Regions from separate parts of the Mus musculus genome. Here regions 1, 2, 3, 4 and 5 are each linked to region 6. Evidence: chromatin loops called from intact Hi-C (ENCODE). Cell type or tissue: left cerebral cortex. All regions are shown on one strand. Region 1 has its middle 200 kb from the start of Tacr3. Region 2 overlaps Gm30648 (predicted gene, 30648). Region 3 has its middle 190 kb from the start of 4930539C22Rik. Region 4 overlaps Ppa2 (pyrophosphatase (inorganic) 2). Region 5 has its middle 6.2 kb from the start of Cenpe. Region 6 overlaps Gm26691 (a long non-coding RNA gene).

Region 1 (4,000 bases), 750 kb after region 6:
AAACCTGCACTTACAGATGTTAGCTTCTGTAGTCATTAGACAAAATATACTGCGATGGAAATTTTTTGTGTCAGCATCCATCTCTGGTAAGTGTCTCTGGTCATGTGACTAAGCTCAATGAGAATCTCGAGACAGAGTAAAAACCAAAACACAAAATGCCACAGGAATGATCTCTCTCTCTCTCTCTCTCTCTCTCTCTCTCTCTCTCTCTCTGTGTCTCTCATGCTTCCTTATTTTTTTTCCTTTCTTCTTTTTCTGTTTCATTCAGTTTCTTGACTTATTCCTAATTGATTGCATTGTGTACTAAGGAGATACTGTCTCTCTGTTATCATACTGTGTATGATATTATCCTTGATCTTAAACTAACCAACTTGGAGGAATAAAGGGGGAAAAGAAAAGAAACATGTTAATTTGTCTTTTCTCAAACATGGAATACTCTGACTGTTACACAAATAGTAATTTTCTTTGTTATATGTTAAAAGTGTTAACAATTAGCCAGAGAATGGGAAGAAATGATCTGTGGGGAACTCTTAAGGGAGTGCGAATTCCAAAATTAATTTTAAACATCTATAATGAGGACAAGAATAGAGGAGAGACAAAATGAAAGGAAAGAGAAGGAGAGAAGAAATGAAGGAGGAGGAAGGAAAAAAAGCTAAAAGGAACAACTGATGCTTCCCGTTCACATCCGGGATGTCTGTCGGCCAGCTCAGGATGTCTGTCGGCCAGCTCAGGATGATTCCCTAGTCCAGAGCACCAGGTATGACCAATCCCATGTTTAAATAGGCCTGCTCCAATCCAGGTCTCTGCTAAAGGAAAGAATAAAACACTAGGAGAGAAATGGATCCTGTGGCTGACAAAACCACAAATATGCCACACAATTTCTATGAGCTATTAAATATGTAAAATTAAAGGAGGGGAGAGAGGTGGTGTTATCAAATCCATTGTATACACAAAAGTGAAAATTTCAAGAAATATATTTTAAAAATTCTTCTAAAAGGCTTTCAATACAAGATGGACAAGATCCCCCCCCCCGTGTGTGTTTGTGTGTGTGTGTGTGTGTGTGTACTTTTTACTGTTTTATATTTTTGTTTTTTAAGAAAGGAAAAAGAACATAAAGTTGGATGATGGTGGGGAATCTGGGAAGAGTTGGGGGATGGGAAAAATATGATCAATATATATTACATTCTGATTTTTAAGAGATAAAATGAATTCTAATTCCGTATTCAACAAAAAAAAAAAATCTTCAGAAAGTGACCATTTTAAAATAACATTTTACCATTGAGAAGAAGACATTGAAGAAATGATGTATGTTTCGAAATATTTTGAATTTAAAGACCTTTCACATTACCTAGCTAGGAGGACAGACAAACCGTGATTTTTTTTTTAAACAAATATCCACATATCATTCCCGTCTTCCAGACCTGGAAATGGATTTTATAGCTTGAGAGCATGACAGAAACATCTTCTGCTGGATTTAAAGGCTGGCTTCATGGTCGCATGAAAGAAGATTAGGGTGGGTGTGGGGAGAAGCAGGGCTGGACTTCCGTTCAAACGCCTCAACTATAAAAGATGAGTCATTGCTGCGGGTTAGTCAAGCTGACCCTTAGTGTGAAGGAATTGCAAAATGAAAAATAAATAACTCCACTGACTTAGAATATATGCCATTTCAGGGAGAGGGAGAGAGAGAGAGAGAGAGAGAGAGAGAGAGAGAGAGAGAGAGAGAGAGAGAGAGAGAGAGAGAGAGAGAGAGAGAGAGAAAGAACAACCCTTTGTGTTTGCTCTGCTAGGAAAAAAGAAAGAAACTGTGTATCTCTTAAGTGATGACTGATTATTTACCTATGAACGAGGCCATCCGTATCTTTATAGCTGTAGCTAAACACTATGTCCCTGTCATCAGTCTCAGCAAATGGAACAGCAGAAGCCCCCACAGAAGCAAGGGTGCAAATCCCTTTATCTGTCTTTGATTATATCTAAACGGGATGGTTAATGGGCCTTGTGCTGAAGCTTCTAGTAAATTGGCCATTTGCTTTCACGAACACATTCTGGAATAGCTTCCAGGAAAAGCAGGCAAATGAATTAATATTTACCTCTGTAGCCATGATTTCCCCCCATAGCTCCTCTTCTTCCCCTTGAGAATTATAGGAGAAAACGAAGAGCAACGAGTGCCACGGAGCCGCGATCTTCCAGTGCCACCTAGTGCTGCTTTTATTTCTGAACTGCGCTGGCAATTTTTATTAATGGCTGAGTAATTCCAGATGTTTTTGACTTACAAGACTGAAAGCTACTCAATCTTTATTCCACATGGAATGCTTCTCAGTAATAATTTCTGCAAATAAGAAAATGAAGGAAACAACACCCGGGCATCATGGAAGTTTGAAAGGGAACCCAGGCAAGATATCTTTAACTTTGTTTTCTGAAAAGTTGCCTTTTACAATTCTGAGCTCTTCCCAGGGGAACACTTTCTCCCGCTGTCAGCATTCGGTGGTTGCTTGCAGTTCTTTGTCTCGGGTTGAGTCTCCTTGAGTGTAGGGTGATTCTTCCACACTGGGTGTCGATTCCTTCCACTTAGGGTGTGGATTTCTGTTGTCAGCGCTCAGGTCATGTTTGGGCAGACGAGGGAGGAAAATGACGTAATTACCATAATCCCAAGAATGTTTTAAAAAATCAAATCGCTACCAAAAACTCAAGAAAATAAAAGCCATTTCTTTGATCTAAAAAAATACAGTTTGATCTATGAAAATAGCTATCTTAGTTCTCTAATTTGACAGAGTCCACTAATATTTAATGATTTTACTACCCAACCATCAAATAGCACAGATGAGAAATGTGAAAAACTCTGGCTGGTTGGTTTTCTTCTCTATTAAAATGAGGTTTTTAACCCTGCAGCATGCTAACCTTTGTTGTAAGGACTTTCTTCTCCGTCCATCTGTGTAAGTTCTGCTGCGGCTGACACTTTGTTCATGGGAAAGGAAAAGTGAAAATAAACAGCCTTTGAATGCAGTAGATGTGTGTGCGTGTGTGTTATGTAGGGTATGCAAGACATGTGTGCTGTGTCTGTGTGATGTGTGAATGTGGAGTATGTATATGTGTTATGTGGGTGGTATGTGTGTGTACATGGTGTGTTGTGTGTGTGAATGGTTTAAATGTGTTGTTTGTGGTGAATGTATAGGTGTTATATGGTATGTAGTATCTATGGTGTGTATACATGTGTGGTATGTGTGGCGTATTATGTGATATGCATGTATGTTGTATGTGAGTGTATTATATGTGGCATGTGTATGTCTATGAGTGTGTGGTGAATATGTGTGTGTGTGTGTGTGTGTGTGTGTGTGTGTGTGTGTGTGCGTGCGCGCGCGCGCAATGGAAGCTAGAATTCACTGAACCTGGACTTCGTAGAAAGGCTAGGATGGCTAGCCAACAAAACTAAAGGATGCTTTTGGTCCTGCCTTCTTGGTGGGGGAATGTATGTGTCACTGTGCCAGGATTTATGTGGGTGGTGGAGTGGTCATGTTTGTGGAGTCAGAACTGCCAACTTCTCTCACTTTCCCAAGAAGCCTTCTCCCTATCTTTGATTGTTGTGGACATTGATAATGCTGTTGCACAAGAAACTCAGCTCCACCTTAGTTTGACAGCATTATCTATGCTGAATTGCAAAGATAAAGGCACTTCCATAGCTACAAGATCTCCAAGTTATAAATTCAAATTCCAGGGTCTACAAGCAGGATGTAAAATTTTGGTTTAACATGCTAGTTAAACATTAAACAAAGTAAAGCTTCTGTGTGAAATGCAAGTGTGGAATGATACTTTGCAAAAGTGGTAACTCTTGAATCCTGATTGACAGTATTTTGACAGCACATTTCATCCTGTCAAAACTGACTGTGATTCGTGATGGATCAACTGAAAGAAAAAAAGAAAGGAAGAAGAAAAGAAAAAAAGTGAAGAATACATGGTATTCTAAAATTGATAACAGCTTATCATTTCTTTTAAAATATTCTTTTAA
Region 2 (4,000 bases), 330 kb after region 6:
ATGTGGGCAAAGAGGAACACTCCTCCATTGTTGGTGGGATTGCAAGCTTGTACAACCACTCTGGAAATCAGTCTGGTGGTTCCTCAGAAAATTGGACATAGTACTACCGGAGGATCCAGCAATACCTCTCCTGGTCATATATCCAGAAGATGTTCCAACCGGTAAGAAGGACACATGTTCCACTATGTTCATAGCAGCCTTACTTTTTTTTTTTCATTTTAAGGTTACATTTACATATTTGTTCATATAACAACCACTTGGATATACATGTAACTTTTATTCATCAGGTATAATTCTCATCTCGTTTGTTGTTGTTGTTTCTGAAAATGGCTGCCTGGTTCAACACAGCTGTTCTGGCTCAAAGTCTTCTCCCAGCTGACTGATTCAAATGGGCTTCTTTCACCTTCTTACTGAATTGCTCTGCTTGGCAAAACTGCTCCCGAACTCCAGAAACTGAACTGCACTGACTATGGGGAACTGAACTGAACTCCACTCAACTGGGCTGATTTGTAGTCAACTTAACTCGATGGAACCCACTGGTCTCTCTCTCTCTCTGTGCTGCTCCTTTAAATCACCTCCCTTTGTGTCTCTTCTCCTGAGAGCTGGGCATATCTGACCCATTCTGTCAAGTCTTCTCTGATTCATCACTGGCCTACCTCTCAATTAGACATCAATTTCAAACATAACTGCTTCCTTCTACAAACTAACTTCACCTTTATTGTTGGTGTTAAAGGTGAGTGTCCTAAGGGTGTGTCTGTATTCCAGCCAGAGGGACTATAGGTGTGTTATTACAGCTGGATCACACAGACCTAGAAGGTCTTTGAATATGATCCCTTGTCAGAGCCATCAAGTTGCTGTATTAAAATTCTTCTACATTTGGATTTTCCAATGGGCTGAATTTTGAAATACTACAAACAATGTCAACTTGAAAAGAATCTGAGGGAAATCCTGTTTTAAAAGCTGTCAATAGGTGTTTCATCCAGATAACTCTCAAAGTTCATCCTTGCCTGAGGATTTTGATTTTTTTCCTTACTTTATATTCAGATTAATTTTGGCAAACTAATTTAATTGTATTGGACTCGTGAAGTTATTCATGTTGATCTGTAATTGAATAACCTTACAGCCGTAATTATGTGTAACTGAAGACTAATAAGACAAGAGAATCTGACAGATTAAAGCAGAAGGACTGGGTCTGAAGTGCTTCATGGGTAAGCCACAGTTACAAGGCCCTGGACAGAGGAACAAGGTGACACCCCACTCACTCCAAAACACATTCTATAAAAATGAGGCAATGTCATATCATGTCCACAGTGATTAGAAAATCTGTTCCAGCACCGAGAGAGACTGCATTCAGCACCACAGTGAGAGACTGCATTCAGCACCACACTGAGAGACTGCATTCAGCACCACAGTGAGAGACTGCATTCAGCACCACACTGAGACCTCCAGAGTGCTGGGCACAGATCATGCTGAGTTCCTTGGGACTTGTCTGGAAACAAGCTTTCTTCACATTCACAGATATGCAGAGTTTAGTGCAAAATTCTTGCAATTTAAAAAAAAAAATCTTTAAAATCTTGCTCCACTAGAGAGCACTAATGTCCAAACTCTGATTGCTGAGGTTTTGGTAGATAATGTTACTATTTGAAAATCTCTTTAGTACTACATCCTAACCATCTCAAAAGGCTTTGTCTGAAGAGACAAAAGTCCTCCTATGACACATGATAATGAGTACAGCACCTGTAAATGAAAAGGGCTTCTAAGCTTTATCTGCAATGCTATCTCAACAACAACAACAAACAGAAGTAGATGGCCACATCATTACAGGACTGCCCTTTCTTTCATTTTAAACTCCAGCATAGCTCCAGAGGGCTTGGGTGAGGAGAACTGGTAAGTATGATGGAGAGAGGGGCATAGTTCTAACACTCTAGTGTGACTCTGTGTCAGTCAGAATGGTGTTTTGCTTTCTCAATAACCAAATAGCAACCATGTGTTCCCCAAGGCTCACAGTCTACTCAAAACACTCAGCTAGACATTGGGTGCTAACAAAATTCCAAGAATGATACCGGATTGATATGTCACTATGATTATGGAACCATGAACCTGCTAGGTGAGAACCATCCTGGTGAGCACTGAATACATAAACACTTCTACAACAAACAAAAACAGATCAACAGCTGAAAGATTTGTTCAACTAAAACGAAAGAATTGCAAGGACTTTGTCTTGCCATGGGAGGCGTAGACTGCTGAGAAGTGTATATATATTTATTTGACTGCCAGCTCCATCTGAGTCAACATCAACAAACAGTGAAGAACTAAAACTTCCTGCAGATCAAATGTGTTGGATGTCACATGTTTGGGATTTGGTTGTACCATATACTGACTCACCATCTCCTTGGCTGTATCTTCTCCCTCCTCCACAGCTCACACATACATAATAGTTGGCTCTACACTTCCTCCTCAAATCTGTTCTGTCTCCCATGTTTTCATTGAGATACATCAATCCATTGAACACACGGAGTACATTCAGTTAGAAAACTATGCATATCATTTTTTCTCTCAACCAATTAGCTGAGTCTAGTGATTACGGTTTGTACCTCTCAGTCCTTCCCTTTGAGTTCTAGGTTGCCAATGAAATTTTATTTCAGCCCTTATTTCTTCCACTGGGACTAGAAGTTATAAAGTATTTCTATTTCCAATCTCTCCTACGAAACAAGTAGTTCTTTTCTCTTAAATGTCTAGGCACCATGCCATTCTATACTTAAACATATCTATTGATTTTTTGTTGTCCATAAACATACTAAATATTTTTTAATATAGGGTCTTTTAGTAAATGCTAACACAGACATTTGCAACATATGGCTGCTTTTTAAAGGTAGATATGGTCAAACCTAATCTGTTATGCTGCAAAAGTATTTCTGTCTGCCCTGTTGATTATAGGAAAGAGAACACTCCAAGGACAAGGGAACTTATACAAAAGAGTAGATGAGTAGATGTTTAATTAACTGAGACTAGAGCGCAGGCTTGGGGAACACAAAATCATGACTTTAAATTTCTGCTCTACCATGAACAAGATACAAGTGTCCAGCTAAGTAACTATGCATCTTAAAGACCAAGTTTTACCTATAAAATGGAGAAGTGACAGTTTCTGTGCTGTTAAGAAAATTGACCTTATGCTCTTAATACACAGGACTCACTGTAAAGACAATAACATAGATGTTAGTAGTTGTCATTGAAATTTAGCTATACTGGAGAATGACTTCCTGTCAGAATCTATTTCAAGCAGGCCAAAGCACCACCTCTCTAGAGATAGGAAGAAAGTCGTGACCTGCCAATAAAAGGTCCTATGTATCCTTTATCTGACACTCTCTGCACATCTCTTTAAGTCAGTGATACTCAGCCCTATGGATATATATGCATATACATATACATATACATATACATATACATATACATATACATACACATACACATACACATACACATACACATACACATACACATACACATACACATACATATACATATACATATACATATACATATACATATATATATATTCCTTCCTTTAAGGGATGCTGAATGTGGTTGTGTGACATGCTTGGTTAAAAACAATGTGAGCAGTATGACAGCTCTACACCTTGTCATTGAATGATGACTCTTCCACCTTCCACACTGGAAGCTTCATCACCAGAAGTTCTCACTGGGAAATTCATACTCTTCAAAATTGAAGCCCAAACAATAGAATAGAGCACAGAACCCCCTATAGCCCTGTTGATGGCTAGAAGAGAAAAGCAGAAGAGTCTAGCCACCCTACCATCACGTGAGATAATAAATATATTTTAAGCAGTTGTCTTCAGGATTATTTATTATGTAGTATCTTTGTAGCCATAGCCAACTGGAATGACACCAAAATAAGATCATTTGGATTTTTCACATTTGATTTTCCATGAAATGGAAAATTGATACTGATTGACAGGTAGATTCATGAATTCACAGATCT
Region 3 (4,000 bases), 730 kb after region 6:
TTTGCTGTTTGACCTGAGTGTATATCAGGCTCTGCATGTATGTAGTTACTAGAAGAGTGTGTCAGATACCCTGGAAATGGAGCTACTGGAGGTTATAAACTACTATTTTGGTTCTGGTATTTGAACCAGGGTACCATGGAAGAAGAGCCAATGCTTTTAACCATTGAGTCATCTCTCTAATCTCATAATAGTAATTTTTAAGTACCATATTTGTGCTTAATAATTTTTTAATGATTTGCTTAACAAATGGTAAAAGAGTGGTCACAGTGAAAAGTAACAATACTTCCACTGGAAACAAAGTGACTTTCTTCCCTAACTACTAAGGCACAGCCACACAATATCAAACATTTCTACATGATCAGCCAGAAACCCATCATATGAGACTAGACAATTCTGCATTTTGCTTTTTCAGTGTTCTCCTGCTACACATGAGAAGAAATAAAATAACAAAGATGAAAATGATCAAACTTCTTTAAAACTATCATTTATTTTTTTAGAAATATTTTATTTTGTACTGCTTGAAGTATACAAAGACAATTTCTCAACGTTAATAATAATTCAAGCACCGTGTAATCTACAGTTGATTATCAGTGTAGAGCAATAGAGAACCTCCAATGCTTCTTGCCTTCTCTTTTCCATTTCTTCCTTCCTTTCTTCCTTCCTCCTTTCCTTCCTTCATTTCTCTCTCTCTCTCTCTCTCTCTCTCTCTCTCTCTCTCTCTCTCTCTCTCTCTCTCTCTCTCCCTCTCTCTCTTCATCCGTGGGCAGGGAAGTAACATTTTTGGATTCAGGTCTGTCCTTTATTTTTTATCAAGAAGAATCTTCCACTCCTCTTGGGTAATTGATCCAGGAAATAATACCTCAAAGGGAGCAAGGTATTTGTTGCAAAAACAAGCAAATATAATGAGACAGGTTATTTATTTTAAGTAATTTGGTAAATCATCTTACATTTCCACATGGCCCAAAGTTGAGACTACTTACTAATCTTTAAATCAAGCCCCATTATTCTTTCCCATTAGTTTATCTCAGAAACGGTGCGAAGAATAAGGTTCATTTAGAACATTACTTTTGAATAGATTATTACCATATTACAAACACTACTATTGGTAGCCAGTATATAAACAGTGATAAAATAAATAGAGCTCCTATGACATAATAACCCTGAAATTTGAGTAGGGTAAAAATAAGTGAATATTATTTTGTATTGTCAGAACTAGTAAAATAAAAAAAAAAAAAACACCCAGAATACTATTTAATTGAATTAAACTGAGTTAATACTTGCTTTTCCAATTCTGTCAATTCTTTTCTTCTTCTTCATGCACATCATCTCCTGCACATTTGCTACTGCAGACCAAATCTGTTGTGCTTTCAGATCAAAGAACATGTTTGCCTTATAGATAAATTATATGATCATTAACCAACCTCAGAACCCTGAGAAAAATCTGTTGCCAGTAAACTGAGTCGAAGCATCACTGTTATTTTACACTGGATTTCAGGAAAGTTGGTAAAGTCATTTAAATGTGAATAATATTTTAAATTACTTGCAAAGACTGTCTGGAGGAAAATAAAGAGGCTCATTTCCTCGCGAATGCTGATGAATCAATTCATCCCTCGAGGCAATGATATTAGTATGTCACCTTTATGAATCTTCCTAGGTGACTTGATATATATAAAAAATAGTATAATCTTTCCTTATTGACTATACTGGGCTATATTAAAATTAGCATCTCTATTCAATTGTATAATCCAATGAAAATTAATGGGTAACTCTAAATATTGGCTCTTTTTAAAGACAAAAAAAATCACTTAAAGGTTAGATGCTTAAAAAAAAAAAACTCAGAAGGAAAGTTGGTCTTCATCAGCGGCTTCCTTTATGAATAATCTGAAGGCTTTGTGAGCGATGGAATAATTAGGCCATCTACTGGTAAATGGAAAACAGGCAACTTACACATCGAAACTCAATAAGAGATCACCTTGATGGAGCATTAAGGCCTTAGGAATAGATTGGTAGAGGAGACGTCTTTTTATTAATTGGTGTTCTTTAATTTTAATATCTGAAGCCACAGTAATTTACTTTCATATTTTTCAATAATATTCAAAGAGATGCTGCTCACAAAGTGAGTGGGCTACTTCCATCACTAACGTGTTCACAGATACCTGACAGTCTTCTAGAGACTAAGATTTAGGATGCTTTCCCTACTTTCACAGAGTTCATACCCTAGAGATTCAAGAACTTCATTCAAAAATAAAATCTCAATAATAGCTTTTTTGTTGAAATAGTGGGGAAGAAAAATCCTGACCTGCTAGAGAGTTCCAGAGTTCAGTTTTGGGGGAGAGGAGAGTCTTCCATTTGGTTTCTAGAAACAAAAGCCCTGAATACTTGAATCTTCATTTTGGAGAATATTTACCCCATTGTCAACCAAACTCAACTTGAATGAATTAATGGTGATGCAACGCACTTCTGAGGAGTCTCAACCTTTCTTCGTGTGATTCTAACTCCAAACTGCATCAGAAATTGCTACAATTCACGGAAAGGAAGAGAATAAATTCGCACAACCATGTAGTTTTCAAAGCAGACTTTTCTTTCCTTCAAGCAACAGATTGACTCTCTTCTTAGAGGAAGAAGCAAGCAGGCATTCCCAGGTCACCCCGAGGGCACTCCTCTGGGCTTTGATGTTGCTGCTGAGGATTTTGTTAGTGTCACCAAACCTGCTTTCCAGGTATGATTGAGACTTCAGTTTCCCAGCAACTTTAATATGTCATCATTTCCTGGATATATTCACATTCAACACACACACACACCATTAGAAGTTCATTTCTAGTTCACAGAATTCTGCAGCAAAAACACAAGTTATCTAATTAATAAACAAATTGCCTAATTAATAAACAAACCACCTAGTAAATATCATCTCCAGAGCCATTTCATGTTGTTGCTGTCAACATCTTTCTTCGTCGGATTCTTCACACTCTACTTTCTGTTCCCATTTTTATTCTTTCTCTCTTATTCACAAACAATTCACGTTTCAGCAATATAAATTAATAAATGTCTTTTATTCATTCATTTAAATAGCATTAAATTCATTGCAAATCTTTATTGTTTGATTACAATATGCTTGACTGTCTGTGAGCGTATGGGGTTACCACAGCAAGCACACTGAGAAGAGAAGGAGGAGGTAGGACACACACACACACACACACACACACACACACATACATACACACAGGAACTTGTCCCTTGAGCCACATTTGCATATTTAAAGGGAAACTAGTTTTCAAGAGGCATCAATCTTAAATATGCTCTGTCCTGTGTCTGAAATTGATAAATTAAACATACGAGGCGTATACTTTTAGTGACTGGGGTACTGAGGTATAAAAGGTAACAGGCACCACAAATGTAGGGATTTCAGTTGACCTACATTGCCTATAAGGATGTTAGCAAGCATCTGTTGTGGTTTTCTGCAGCCTGACTGTTCTCTGAGGTTGCCCGGGATACAGAAATAAGTAGACAAAGCCCTCACAGTGAATACTTTAGGCTCATAAAGAAACCTTAGAAAATCAGCTGAAGGTAAGAACATCTGCCTTGGTTATAATGACAATAGACATGGAAGTAGGAGACTGGTGGAGAAATTGCATTATGGGTAAGCAGCACAGCTCTTCAATACAACTAAAATAGAGTGTCAACATGATTAGACTCTCTAAGGTTTAATTGTGAGTAGTGCTGTTAGACACTGTGAAGCTAGTGCTAGCCTGGGCTGTCAAGTGAAAAAGTCACCGGATGTAGAGATGATATTTTTCGTAGGCTTGAGATTACTAGTTATTATTGGCAGGAGGAAAGGGAAACACTGACTGGGAGAGATGGGCTCAGTCTTACTGAGTGTCCAATGGTTTACACTGTTCTTGACATATGTACTGCTGTTAAAACAGTTGATAAAATACCTCATTATTTTTTAGGTTAATAGGGATGATGATGATGGTAATAATACCATCTACTTCTTGGAGTG
Region 4 (4,000 bases), 560 kb before region 6:
GTCTGTCTCCTGGTCAGGAGTGCTGGAAGGGAGCCCTGGATCCTCATCTCTTCTGACTTCTGTTCTGGAAGCCACCTATGAAGGAAGGTGTGATTGAAAGTCTGGTCCGGACATTAATCCATTCTGGATCTCTAGGTTTTCATTAAAAACAAAACAAAAATGAGTTATTTCTATTTCCCATTCTCTTCCCATCTTCTAAGAGATTAGAGACTGTTGGGGGGGGAACGGGAGGGGGAATGTCATTCTTCAAGGCCATTGAGGATGGATATACAGCTCTGTAGGGGCTCAATGAGGAAAAGCAATTTCCTCCTATCCAAAAGAATGAACCTTTGGCCCTGGGTGGAGATAAGACCTGCTGGTGTTCTCCAAAGATTAGAACATTATGTCAACTCCCATAAGAGTTAATCCATCTGGGCCTGTCAGTCACCTCGCCGAGACTGGCTGTCAGGGAGGCTGATGCGCCTAGCGCTATGCTAAGGAGATGGGAGGAATAATTATGCCCTTTATGTGTAATAAGGCTATTGTACTTATCCTTCCCAGACACCCTCACTCAGCATCGAAGCTTACAGAGCACTGCTGAGCCTGCCCACTTTTCTGAGTTACTTGGAAAACAGAGTTATTTCTTTTTTCCAGACTTTCTGAAGCTATCCCTCCCCCTCTCACCACGTGGCTGCTCACCAGCTATGGCTTTCTCTCTTCCTCTTCCCAGTCTTCTCCCAGGGAGCTGCCCCAATCCACAGCCTGCAACCTCTGATGATTCTTCTTCAATTTCTAAAACGATTGTCATCACACTTCCTTTCAAGTCTGTTTCTAGATTCTTTTAATGGGACTAGAAACCCCAATGCAGAAATACAGTGTCTATGGTTCCCAGTGTGGGGCTCCCCACACCTTCTGCAAACAGGCTTTTCTTTATGGCATCCATGGGAGGATGTTGTAGCACTTGTGTGTGTTTGTGTGTGCATTCATGCACATGCCAGCTACACATGTGTGTCCATGCATGCACATGCCAACTACACATGTGTGTATGCCTGCATGCACATGCCAGCCACACATGTGTGTGTATGCCTGCATGCCCGTGCCAGCTACACATGTGTGTCCATGCATGCATATGCCAGCTACACATGTGTGTGTCCATGCATGCATGTGCCAGCTACACATATGTGTGTGTATGCATACATGCACATGCCAGTAACACATGTGGGTCCTGGAGAGCAAATGCAGGTTATTAAGCTGGTTGTTTAATTGCTCACCAAGGTGCAGAGTCCTCTTGCCTCCCCGCATTTGGACTTAAAAGGGAGTCAAATTCTGCTTGTAGAATGGAGTTTCTCAGGGTACAGCTTAACCTGAAACTACTGCTATAATGAGATACAACCTACCTAGGTCAGGGCGCAGTCTACAAAAAGTGTGCTGAGCAAGCAGGGGTTGAAGTACAGCTCCATGCCTTGCCCTCAAAAATAAAAAAAAAGATAACTGATAGTGGAGAATGTAAAAAAGGCAGAGAAAAGCTGTTTGAGGGCCTGCAATCTACTGCACAGTTGGCCAAGCACTGCATTTGGGGTGGGGAGGCCTGGGTGTTAATCCTGGTTCTGCTGTGTGCTGCTGGGGGCAGTTCTGTCTTAGGAGGAAGCAGCGCACCTTGTTCCAATCCTCTCAAGGTCCTAGCAGCACTAGTATTCCTTCAAGGCATTGAATGCATTCATAGTAGAAATTCAAGTACTCTGTGTTGGACAAGATCTGTGACAGCATCTCTGAGGCTACCCTGTAATTCGGTTTTTTTGGTTTTTGTTTTTAGCATCAAATATACATAAGATTATTGTGAAACTAGGATGTCATAAGTAAAAATTATTTTTTATTTAATAGAGTGAGTAGGGCGGAACAGAAGGGAAAAACAGACAAAATGTTTTACTGCAGCAAATGGCAAAAATCCGAATAAAATTGGGCGCTATCTGGGGAAAGGGTTCAAATGGCTTCTTACTGGAAAGTGGAGTTAGACAATTCCTGTACCTACCACCAGAGGGCACCAGTGGCCCGGGACTGCTGAAAGGGGCGGCTGAAAAGGCAGTCAATCTACTTGAGGGTGAGCTGGGGAAGAGGAGATGAGGAACTTTTAATCCAGACAGTCACAGTCACTGAAGGAGAGGTTGAAGGGGGACAGGAGATGCAAATGCTAACTCCTAGTTTCGTTTACTCATTACAGTAACTCACTGTAATATCAAAATAAATAAATAAATAAAATTATATAAAAAAGGACCCAACCTGGATGCATTTGGTGCTGGTGCCTATGAGCAATTCAAGGGTGTTCTGTTTCAACTGAAGAAAAGCCAGAGTTAGGGATGAAAGTCATCGTTCAGCAATGGAAACATAGCCCGTATTTTACACATATTCCAAGTCTCTGAGATATTGATACAGTTGCAGACGGAGCATTTTTGAGCTTCAATTTTTTTCCTCCAAATTAATAAGAATAATTGGCTGATGAAATGCTTTTTAAAAATTGGAATATGTAGAAATGTAGAGACACGAAACTGGGTGATGCCGGGAAAGCGAGTCGGGGACTGCCACGCCTCTCTGCCCCGTGGCCTTGCTTAGTGACTTGCTGAACCCTTGTCTCTGCCCTTTACATTTCTTGACGTCATTTTATAAATCGTGGAGCGAGAGGCTTGGACCCGGTAACCCAAACTGTGCTTTCTTGAACACTTGCGTCCATTTTACGCATTAGTTTTGCCTTCAAACTTAGGGTTTTGTGGCTTAACTAAAACATTTCATTTTACTGCCATCTTGGAGAATAATAATGTACACATTAAAGTTCTGAAGAGTTCGGACATAAGGCAACATGTCCCAAACGTTTGAGCCATGCGACTCACTTCTTAGAACATTGTTAACAGCCTCTTGCAGTGTTTCTCAACCTGTGGATTGTGACCCTAGTGGCCCTTTCATTGGGGCTGCATATCAGATATTTACATTATTATTCATAACAGTAGCAAAGTTACAGTTCTGAAGTAGCACTGGAAATAGTTTTATGGTTGGGGGTCACGACCACATGAGGAACTGTATCAAAGTGTCACAGGCTTAGGAAGGCCGAGAGCCACTGTCCCCGTAGCTCTGGAGTTTCATGGCGTTCAGCCAGGGAAGTACCCTATAGGGTGGTTCCTGAAGCTTCTAGAAGCTTCTTCTATGCTGTGGTGACAGGTGCAGGCCAGCAAGCAAGGCCTTTGGGTTTCAGTTCAGGCTTTCTAACCTCAGACAAGTTACCTGGCTGAACTAACTGTGTCATGATGCATGGTGCCTCTGACCTTCGATGACATCTTTTAGCTCAGGGTCTCTCTAGCATGGTCTTACCTGGCACGTCAGTGTTCAGTGTTAGGGAGGAGCGGGAATGTGTTAGGGAGGAGCGGGAATGTGTTTTCTGCCCCAGCAGCCTGCAGAGAACATTCTCGCAGCATGAAAGCTAGCCAGCGGGGAGGAGGTTTCTCTGTTAGGTTTGACTTTAATTAGCCTGTGTCCTGCAGCCAAAGTGTGTGGTGTCTTCAGCAATGGGTCTTATGATACTGCTCTAGTAGGTAAATAAGGGCCTGACAATAGCCTATGTGGTTGAAGACCTCTGGGGCATCCGTGACCAAAAAGCTCAATAGCAGGGTATCCCACGCCTTGCCCTGAGACCTTTATTTATAGCCGTCTTCTGGAAGTGCCATTGTCCACTCAGGTAGGGTACTTCATTCAAACTCCCCCTTTTTAAATTAGATTTTTAAGCGAGCTCACTAACTAGTGGTTTTCCATAGAGCTTTTTCACATCCATAGTTCTGGTTAGCGTATTTATGACCTCTCTTCTTCTCCCGCGTCTCTTTTCTTCATCCCCACTTAATCCTTAACCCCTATATTTTTCCCATTTTCTTCCATATTCCATGTATTCGACCATCCTCCAATTATATGTCTTCAATAAGTCAAGGATCGTGGGTTTACCAATGGCTTTTTTTCACGTGTATTTTAGGGTAGTCCTCCCTAA
Region 5 (4,000 bases), 1.3 Mb after region 6:
TGGCTTCCTGTTCTGGGATCAAAGAATGGTGGTCTTCTTTCAGGGTAAGCAAATATCCTGTTCCAGTAGCTGAAGGATGCCCAGGCCTTGACCAGGTCTCCAGTAACACGTCTGTCTATACCTTTGATCCTTGATTGTGACTTGCCAGTACAACTGACCCCTTGTCAATTTGACACACAACACATCACCATTAAACCCACAACCTTTCCTTTATTATTCACCCTCAATATCACACATTAATATAAACATCACAATGCAAAACACTTTACGAACTTAAAACATCCCACAGTCACTGGGCGTGGTGGTGCACGCCTTTAATCGCAGCACTCGGGAGGCAGAGGCAGGCAGATTTCTGAGTTCGAGGCCAGCCTGGTCTACAAAGTGAGTTCCAGGACAACAGCCAGGGCTATACAGAGAAGCCCTGTCTCAAAAAACAAAAACAAATAAAAAAATCCCAGTCTTACAAATTCCAACATTTTAAATTTTCTGTCTCTTTAAAAATGTCAAAATCTGTTTTAAAATATGAACATCTCTTAACATTGGAAGACTCTCAACCGCGGACTCCTAGAAAGTCAAAAATAAGTAAAATACTTCCTTATTTCAAGAGAGTAGAACCAGGGCACAGTCACAATCAAAGCAAAGCAAAAATTAAACTCTAACTGTGTAAATAACTCAGTGTCCAGTGTCTGGGACCCACTCATGATCTTCTGGGCTTTGGTAAGTTCTCTAGCTCCACATCTTCAGCACACATAGCTTGTCTTTTAGGCTCCAGATGATACCACTCAATTGCTGCTGCTGTTCTTAGTAGTCATCCCATGGTACTGGCATCTCCAAAATACTGGGCTCTCTTGCTGCACCTGAACTACACTTTCACCAGTACCCTCTCTTCGCTATATTCAGGGACTCCAACCATGCCACACAATGCCAAGCGTCAGCTATTCTCCATGACCCCTTCAAGCCTTCGAAAGTAGTACCACCAGGGTGACTCTTAATACCAAGTTCAGCTGCCAGCAGGAGGTATGTTCTTCTGTGAGCTGCGCCTGAGGAAACACTTCCCAGAAGACTTCACTTCAGTGATGGTGGCTTCTTCTTAATCACAGCTGACCAGCATCCATTGTCCCAGCAAAGCAAGCTTTTCAGTTTAGTGGTCCAGGTCTCTTGTTAATCACAGCTGATTCTTCAGGTCCAGATAACCAGATACCACAGACTCTACACACAAATTGTAGAGTCTTCCCTCTGAAACTTCACAAGCCAGGCCTCCACTATCTGTACTGCCCACAACGTTCCTTTTTTATAAAATTTTTAACATGTACATGAGTACACTGTAGTTGTCTTCAGATGCACCAGAAGAGGGAGTCTGATCCCATTACAGATGGTTGGGAGCAACCATGTGGCTGCTGGGAATTGAACTCAGGACCTCTGGAAGAGCAGTTAGTGCTCTTACCCGCTGAACCATCTCTCCAGTCTCCACCACCACCACCCCCCTTTAACAACAAAACATAATGAATAACAAAATAAAATACTACACTATAAAATGAAAACCATCAAATAGAAGTTGGACAAGACAAGCCATCAGAGAAATAAAAGAGCCCAAGGGCAGACACACTCTCGCTCTCTCACACACATTCAGGATTCCCATTGACGTAAGCTGAGGGCTATAGTATACATACTGGTGCCCTCGTGCAGACCCAGGCAGGTCCTGTGGTTGCTGCTTCTGTCTCTGTGAGCTCATATGAGCTTTGCTCAGTTAATTTAGAGGGCCTTGTTCTCCTGGTGCCTTCCATCCCCTCTGTCTCCTCACTCCTTCTGCTTCCTCTTCCCTGAGCTCTGAGGGAAGGGAGTTGATGGAGACATCTCATTTAGAACCATGTGTTCCAAGGTCTTTCTCTCTGCTCTCAACTTCCTTGCCTTCCAAGCTCCCATAAAGCAGCCTACTGAGCTCTCAACACTCAATGGCTTTTCTAGCCCAAAGTTCCAAAGATCTTCTACATCCTGCCCAAAACCACATGGTCAGGTTGGTCACAGCATCCAGCATGCCCCTCTCCACTTTGTTGATGAAAACAATGAGGCCTGGCAGAGATCAATGGTTTTCCAGTTTGTGCAATGGACAAGCCAAACACTGGCTAGGATCACAGAAACATGTTTAATCATGCCCAAAATGAAAGCGATATCACACCTGTGATCATAACAAACGGATGTCTCCTGGCTAGACAAGACTTATGCTTTGGAAATTAGGAATGATAACTTATAACCAACATCACTCCTATTCAAGGTGCTGGAATGTTATAAATACATACAACGATTAAATTTATATACAATGTATAAAATACATGAGCACAAATAATGTGAATTGATATATATCTTGATACAGTAAGCGTCTCTACATCCTTAGACTTGTGCCACACAAGGACTTCAGGGCGCTGCCCACATGTGTCATGGTGGTTCTGGAAGGGCTGCAGTGCCCTCTGCAGTTTCAGCAAAAGAAAACAACTTGGTTGGGGAAAGAAATGAACTTGGGGAAATAAATCAACTTGTCTCGGAAATTCACTTTCCCTTCTTAGAGGGGATGAAAGTACCCACATAGCACCACACATTTTCAGCACAGAACACCATAGAAGAATCTATTTATATGGAAATAAGTGAAACATTACATACATGCATGTAAATTACTCCAGATTGTTTTGAAAACTGCACAGTTGCCTATGGTGGGCAAACTAATAATACCTTTAAGCATCAGATTTAGGAATATTTCTCACTTTGACTCTTTTGGTATTTGAATGGTATTTATATACAAGCATTAATCTTATGACAAAGGTTAATAACAATTACCTTTAAGAAAATAGCATGTATGCACATTTTATGGATCTCTCTCCAGAAAGAGTGGATCTGGAGAGGAGAGAAGGTATGGAGGAACTGGGAGAAGGAGAGGGAGGGAAACTGTAATTAGGATATATGGTATGAGAAAAAAGTATATATATTTTAAATAAAAGAGAAAAATAAAACCCGGTCATTATTTTCAAATATAATAATATAAATCTATACAAAGGAAAAAGGGTCTCTTTCTAGATGTATCATAACATCACGTGCATTATTAGTTAACCCCTTTGCCTCTCCTGACCACTGCCTTCTGTTTTACAGTTTAGCAAAGAAAGTGGAAGAGTACAGACAAGCTCACAATATGACAACCAAAATAAATCTACAATTAATAGATTCCACTTCATATACTATTTTTATCCACTAACTAGTATCTTCAGCCTGTGGGAAACTAAGATTCATGTATTTTTAATTATATGAATGAGCAACGTTGTAAAACTCCTGGTACAGAGAACAAGGGGAAAAAAGCTACTTGAGGAATTCATTGAACTGATATTCTAGAATGAGGACACCAATTTTATAGACATAAATTTTTTGAATGTTATTTCTGAAGGTTATAAATAAAGTGTATAAAGAAGAACAAAACAGAAGCAGGAGACATGGGAGCTGTTATTTTGTACAGAGAATAAGCTCCAAGAAGGTATGTTTGTGGAGAGCCTAGACTCACATGGAAGCAGCCTATCTGGGCAGCAGCCTGTCTGCCACATAGAACAGCCAGTGAAGAGGATAGGGGTCTGTTCTCCAGTGTGTACCAAAAGGAGAGATACAAGAGAGTAATAGGAAGTGAGGCCAGGGCATAGCCAGGAGCCAACGTGAGGACTGCAAATGTAGCTTAGGCCATGTGGCATGTGTCTATCATAGTGTGAGGCCCTAGGTCCAATGTCCCACACAAACACCCCAAAAAAGAAAGACGGAGAGAGAGAAGGAAACCGATCAGGATCTGGGCACCACTAGAAGAGTCTGAGTTTCATCCTCAAGGGAATGAGAGTAAAGAGGGAACACTGGGTGTCTGGAGACAGTGACATGACTGACATGTTTTTAAAGTCACTGAAGTTGTTTCACTGAGAGTAGACCAACAGTGGAAATGGGTAGGAGTCGACACATAGAGACATCCATGGACCAGTCA
Region 6 (4,000 bases):
GCTCTGTTGTCACTGATAGCCATCTCCTGTTTCTCATATGTCCTTGTCTCTGATCAATAATCTATACTAATTATTCCTGTGAGACATGAATGTTTTAAATTAATGAAGTCACTGTTTTTTTTTTTCATTGAGCCTATATTGATTTGAGGTTCAAATTCCACTATCTTTAGGAATTCTTTTTGGTAATTGCTCCTTGATAGTAGAATGTTTCTTGACTCTAGAAAGAATAAAACATTTTCAAGACATATGATTGGGTTTGCCTTGTCGCTTTTGAATAAAGTAGTTACAAGCTTAATTTCCTTTGCATTTTCATGTTGGTGAGTATAAATGAACTAATTTCATAGTAGAAGATATCAAGGTTTCAAGGTATTATGTAATTTGTCTATGGTAATATTTATAGAAAATGAAAAAGTCCAGACACACCCTAAGTAACATTACTTTTGAAACACACGATTCAAATTACAATATTTAATAAATCCAATTTTTTATGGGTGAAGCACTATTTTGGCAATGCCTTTGGCGATAGAGCTTTCGACTCCCTTTCCACAACTGGGTATTTTTAGTTAATAAATTTCAGCACAAATTGGAAATAAGACAAGACGACCTACCTTCTGCATCAGTTTCTTACAGTCACTAACTTACTAGAAGGTCGGAGCTTCTTTTTGAAAATAGAAAATGTTGTTATATTGGAAAAACCGCCAATCTAATCACCAAATACAGCTGTTCACGTTTCCGTGAGATGTGATGAGAATGAAGCTTGAACATTTGCACTTGACAGCACACATTTTCAGAGCAATTGGATGCGCTGAGGAGCGCTGTGAGGAGCAAGCACCAAATGGAGGTGGGCTAAAAGATCTTGGAATCTTGTTCTGGGGTCTGGGGTCTCAGATGCAGCACCCACCAGCAACACAGAGAGAGTTTTAGCAGCTGCATTGTTTTAACCCAGCCCTTAAAGCAGGAAGCCAAACCTCCTTTCTTCACCCTTAACCACGTGGCTGAAAACTGTGTGACTCATGCGCTTAATCTCTTGGTCAGGTATTATTCTTCTAGGAATTCTTAGGAGGAGGCCTTCAGTAGTGTAGGTTCCTTTGGGTTCTGACCTCCTTGGGGTTAAATGACCTTTTCAGGGGGGTCACAGATCAGATATAGTGCCTATTAGGTGTTTACATTACAACTCATAATAGTAGCAAAACTATAGTTAAGAAGTAGCAACAAAATATTTTTATGGTTGGGGGGGGGGTCACCACAACATGAGCAACTGTATTAAAGGGTTGTAGCATTAGGAATGTTGAGAGCCATTCATCTAGCAGCTCTGTTCAGTTAGGAGAGTAGCTTGTGGATACTGTCCTCAGTAGGATTGAGATCTTGGGGTGATATCTAAAGTACCAACGAGATAATTAAAGTGTTAAGATAGATCCAAGATTATAATTCGTTGAAAAAAAAGATTATTTGGGGACCAGTGTACAAAGGGTCTATTAAATACGAGGAAAGGTTTAAATTAAAACTTGATTTTGGATGGTGGCTGCCCAATATTTGAACCAAGGTTGTGACTGAAACTCCATTAGAAAAAAACCCTGCAAAACCAAACAAAAACAAAAACACGAGGCTATAACATTGGAAGTTTTAATTGTGTTGCATTTATGAAATATTTTGAAGAATGCCTATAATTTATAAATTGCTTTTGATACTGGCATTGGGACGTAGAAAAATTTAAGACACCTCCTTAGGGATAGCCAAGGGTGACTTTCCTGTAAGGTTTGAAACGAGGGGAAAACGCTGCAGTTCTCCACATTTCCAGCAGGGGTCAATATGTTTTCATCATTCCATACGGAGAGCTCCCAGGAAGCAGCCGCAGTGTTGATCCTAATTGGAGCAGACGCAGGGATCTTCTATAATCCTCTGACATCCTTTTCAAATAATAATTCTTAGGTGGGTGGTGGGCTGGTGGCTGCAATGCCAGTGCGAGGCTTCTCCACAATGAAGCCTAACCATTGTCAATTATTTTTGATGTATGCTAGCTTAACTTAAGTCTCCATCTGACTGGCGTTTCCAACCCACAGAAGGGTATTCCTCCTTCTAATTATGGAGACACAGTGCCCAGGATGGTCAGAACCAGTGTGCTATTTTGGCTTAATGTGCTCTCCAAAACGCGTTCCCTCTTCCCGGGCCTCCTGTGCTCTTTCCACTCAGCACAAAGACAAGCATGTGCTTTCAGTCAAGTATCTTAGGAATGGTTTACTTATAGCCTTAATTGCTGAGGCCATTTGACTTTAACTCATTACATGCCGGTCCGTGGAAGCAATTAGAGACACCCTGAGTACATATGATTATAGTTGCGTAAATACATCTCCCAACACTTTGGTAATCACTATTAAATCTCCCTTGTCTATCCACTTTCTAATAAATTGTTTAGGGGCTCTGCTAGCTGTGGTGTGTGTTAAGGGAACACATTGTCACCCTTTGTGTGCATTTTAAAGACTCTTGGTTGCCTTGAGCCTCAAATTGTCAATCGGAAGGCGTTCTTTGAGAAAAGAAAAAAGAAAGAAAGAAAAAAACCTCCCCTCCCCCACAACCACCATCTACACACACACACACACACACACACACACACACACACACACACACACACACACAGCACGTTCAATTTTTACTCTTCTTGGCCCTGGATACAGCCCTTTCTGGTGATCAGGGGAGTGAATGTCTCCATGTAGAGACATTTGCAGAAATCTGATTCTGGAGAGCCAGGAGTGTTGAGCAAGAATATATTACCAGGCCACCGGGAAGACTGTTAACTGCTTATGTGCTGTGCTTGCGTGAAGGGCGAGCTGCTCACCTGGCAGTGCGCCTCTCCTGGCCTCAGGCTCAGTGAAAGCTTGGCATTTACCCAGAGGTCTTCACACCTCTCTCTAGGTGGGGGCTGGAGAGTGCTGCTTGGAAGATGAAATACAAGCTGGTCAGAAGGCTATAGGGAATGCAACAGACCAGTGGTATTCAGAACTTGCACTCCCTATGTAAGAAGTCAGGAGAAACTTCCACCTCATGTGGAGGTTGAGCGGCTCCTAAAAGGATTGGGATTTGTTTGTTTGTTTGTTTTTGATTTCTTGTTTGTTGTTGTTTTTCACATATCACACTGGCACGTGCTTTTTAACACACGTGGGTGCGTTTTACACACCTAGAACTGATTTTTCTTTTACCGTCAAAGGTTGCCAATATCCTTTAAAGTTCACTTTGCGATAGTTAAGCAAAGCGGGCACTTTGATAAAATTCTTTGTTGAGGCCGCTCTATCTCCAGTCTTTCAAGTCCAGATTTATGTAAAAGCCAAACGAACAAACAGACAAAATGTAAGAGCAATCCCCAAATTCCAATGTTAATTTCATGGTAGGTCTGACAGACACCTGTTAGGCACACCGAGTCTTCTGGGGAGTTAGGAGAAGCTGAAGAGAGTTCTGTGCCCATGCTTGGCGGATGACAAAGACAGATTAATTTACCATTTTTTTTAAAAGAATATCATTTACATGAGTGTACAAGTACTTCACTGCACAAGAATGCATCTCTTAAAAATAAGCATTTATTTATTTGCTTCCTTAGTGTCTACTACAACACCAGAATCTGCTACCAGTATGGGACTGTATTGATGAATAAAACAGGCTCGGGCTGTATTCCCACGAAGGTTACATGGTGCTTGCTAAAATATACATGCTTTGAAAGTATGTAAGTTCTAAAAAAAAAAAATCCCCAGTATATTTTTATTTCCTCACTTCACACGTTTGCTTCTTCATATTTAAAATGTAGGCTGAGATACTCCTTGCATTCTTTAAAGGTGAAAAAAAAATAGAACTGCAGGGTGAACGACGAAAATTTGGTGGCTGCAGAATTCCTGCAAAGTCTTAGCTGGGAGCAGGGTAGATATGAACTGGTTTACAAATAATTATCAGATTAGGATGCCTTTTAGACAGTCCATTCATTCCTACAATGGAGCAATGTGCCTCTGGAGCAGAA

Evidence for each region. A loop is a pair of places that touch in the nucleus more often than their neighbours do. Peaks named below come from ENCODE experiments on the same cell type or tissue, not always from the same donor. Only the 100,000 strongest peaks of a DNase experiment are listed, where the experiment ranks them.
Region 1: a loop joins it to region 6, with 10 times the contacts of the local background. A loop is called at or near these places in 16 of 42 quality-filtered maps.
Region 2: it touches region 6 in a loop (2.3-fold over the local background); 2 of 42 quality-filtered maps call a loop at or near these places.
Region 3: it touches region 6 in a loop (5-fold over the local background); 11 of 42 quality-filtered maps call a loop at or near these places.
Region 4: it touches region 6 in a loop (4-fold over the local background); 7 of 42 quality-filtered maps call a loop at or near these places.
Region 5: it touches region 6 in a loop (4-fold over the local background); 6 of 42 quality-filtered maps call a loop at or near these places.

Annotation. Positions count from the first base shown.
Region 1 is chr3:134,627,815-134,631,814 of GRCm38, forward strand. No RefSeq gene overlaps it. Among named protein-coding and RNA genes, the nearest start is that of Tacr3, 200 kb to the right of the region's middle. In left cerebral cortex, a CTCF peak has its summit at 2,200 (motif pointing left); DNase peaks (open chromatin) are centred at 1,553 and 2,102; H3K4me3 peaks cover 389 bases.
Region 2 is chr3:134,204,410-134,208,409 of GRCm38, forward strand. The region is part of intron 1 of Gm30648 (predicted gene, 30648); the gene reads left to right. Among named protein-coding and RNA genes, the nearest start is that of Gm30648, 6.3 kb to the left of the region's middle. In left cerebral cortex, a CTCF peak has its summit at 1,596 (motif pointing right); a DNase peak (open chromatin) is centred at 2,418.
Region 3 is chr3:134,608,529-134,612,528 of GRCm38, forward strand. No RefSeq gene overlaps it. Among named protein-coding and RNA genes, the nearest start is that of 4930539C22Rik, 190 kb to the left of the region's middle. In left cerebral cortex, a CTCF peak has its summit at 1,928 (motif pointing left); no DNase peak of the experiment used is centred here.
Region 4 is chr3:133,312,647-133,316,646 of GRCm38, forward strand. All of the region lies in intron 1 of Ppa2 (pyrophosphatase (inorganic) 2), which reads left to right. Among named protein-coding and RNA genes, the nearest start is that of Ppa2, 4.5 kb to the left of the region's middle. In left cerebral cortex, a CTCF peak has its summit at 2,005 (motif pointing right); a DNase peak (open chromatin) is centred at 2,015.
Region 5 is chr3:135,204,386-135,208,385 of GRCm38, forward strand. No RefSeq gene overlaps it. Among named protein-coding and RNA genes, the nearest start is that of Cenpe, 6.2 kb to the right of the region's middle. In left cerebral cortex, a CTCF peak has its summit at 2,472 (motif pointing left); a DNase peak (open chromatin) is centred at 2,443.
Region 6 is chr3:133,874,711-133,878,710 of GRCm38, forward strand. All of the region lies in intron 2 of Gm26691 (a long non-coding RNA gene), which reads right to left. Among named protein-coding and RNA genes, the nearest start is that of Gm30484, 58 kb to the left of the region's middle. In left cerebral cortex, a CTCF peak has its summit at 1,800 (motif pointing right); DNase peaks (open chromatin) are centred at 1,834, 2,058, 2,848, 3,321 and 1 more place; H3K4me3 peaks cover 376 bases; H3K27ac peaks cover 193 bases.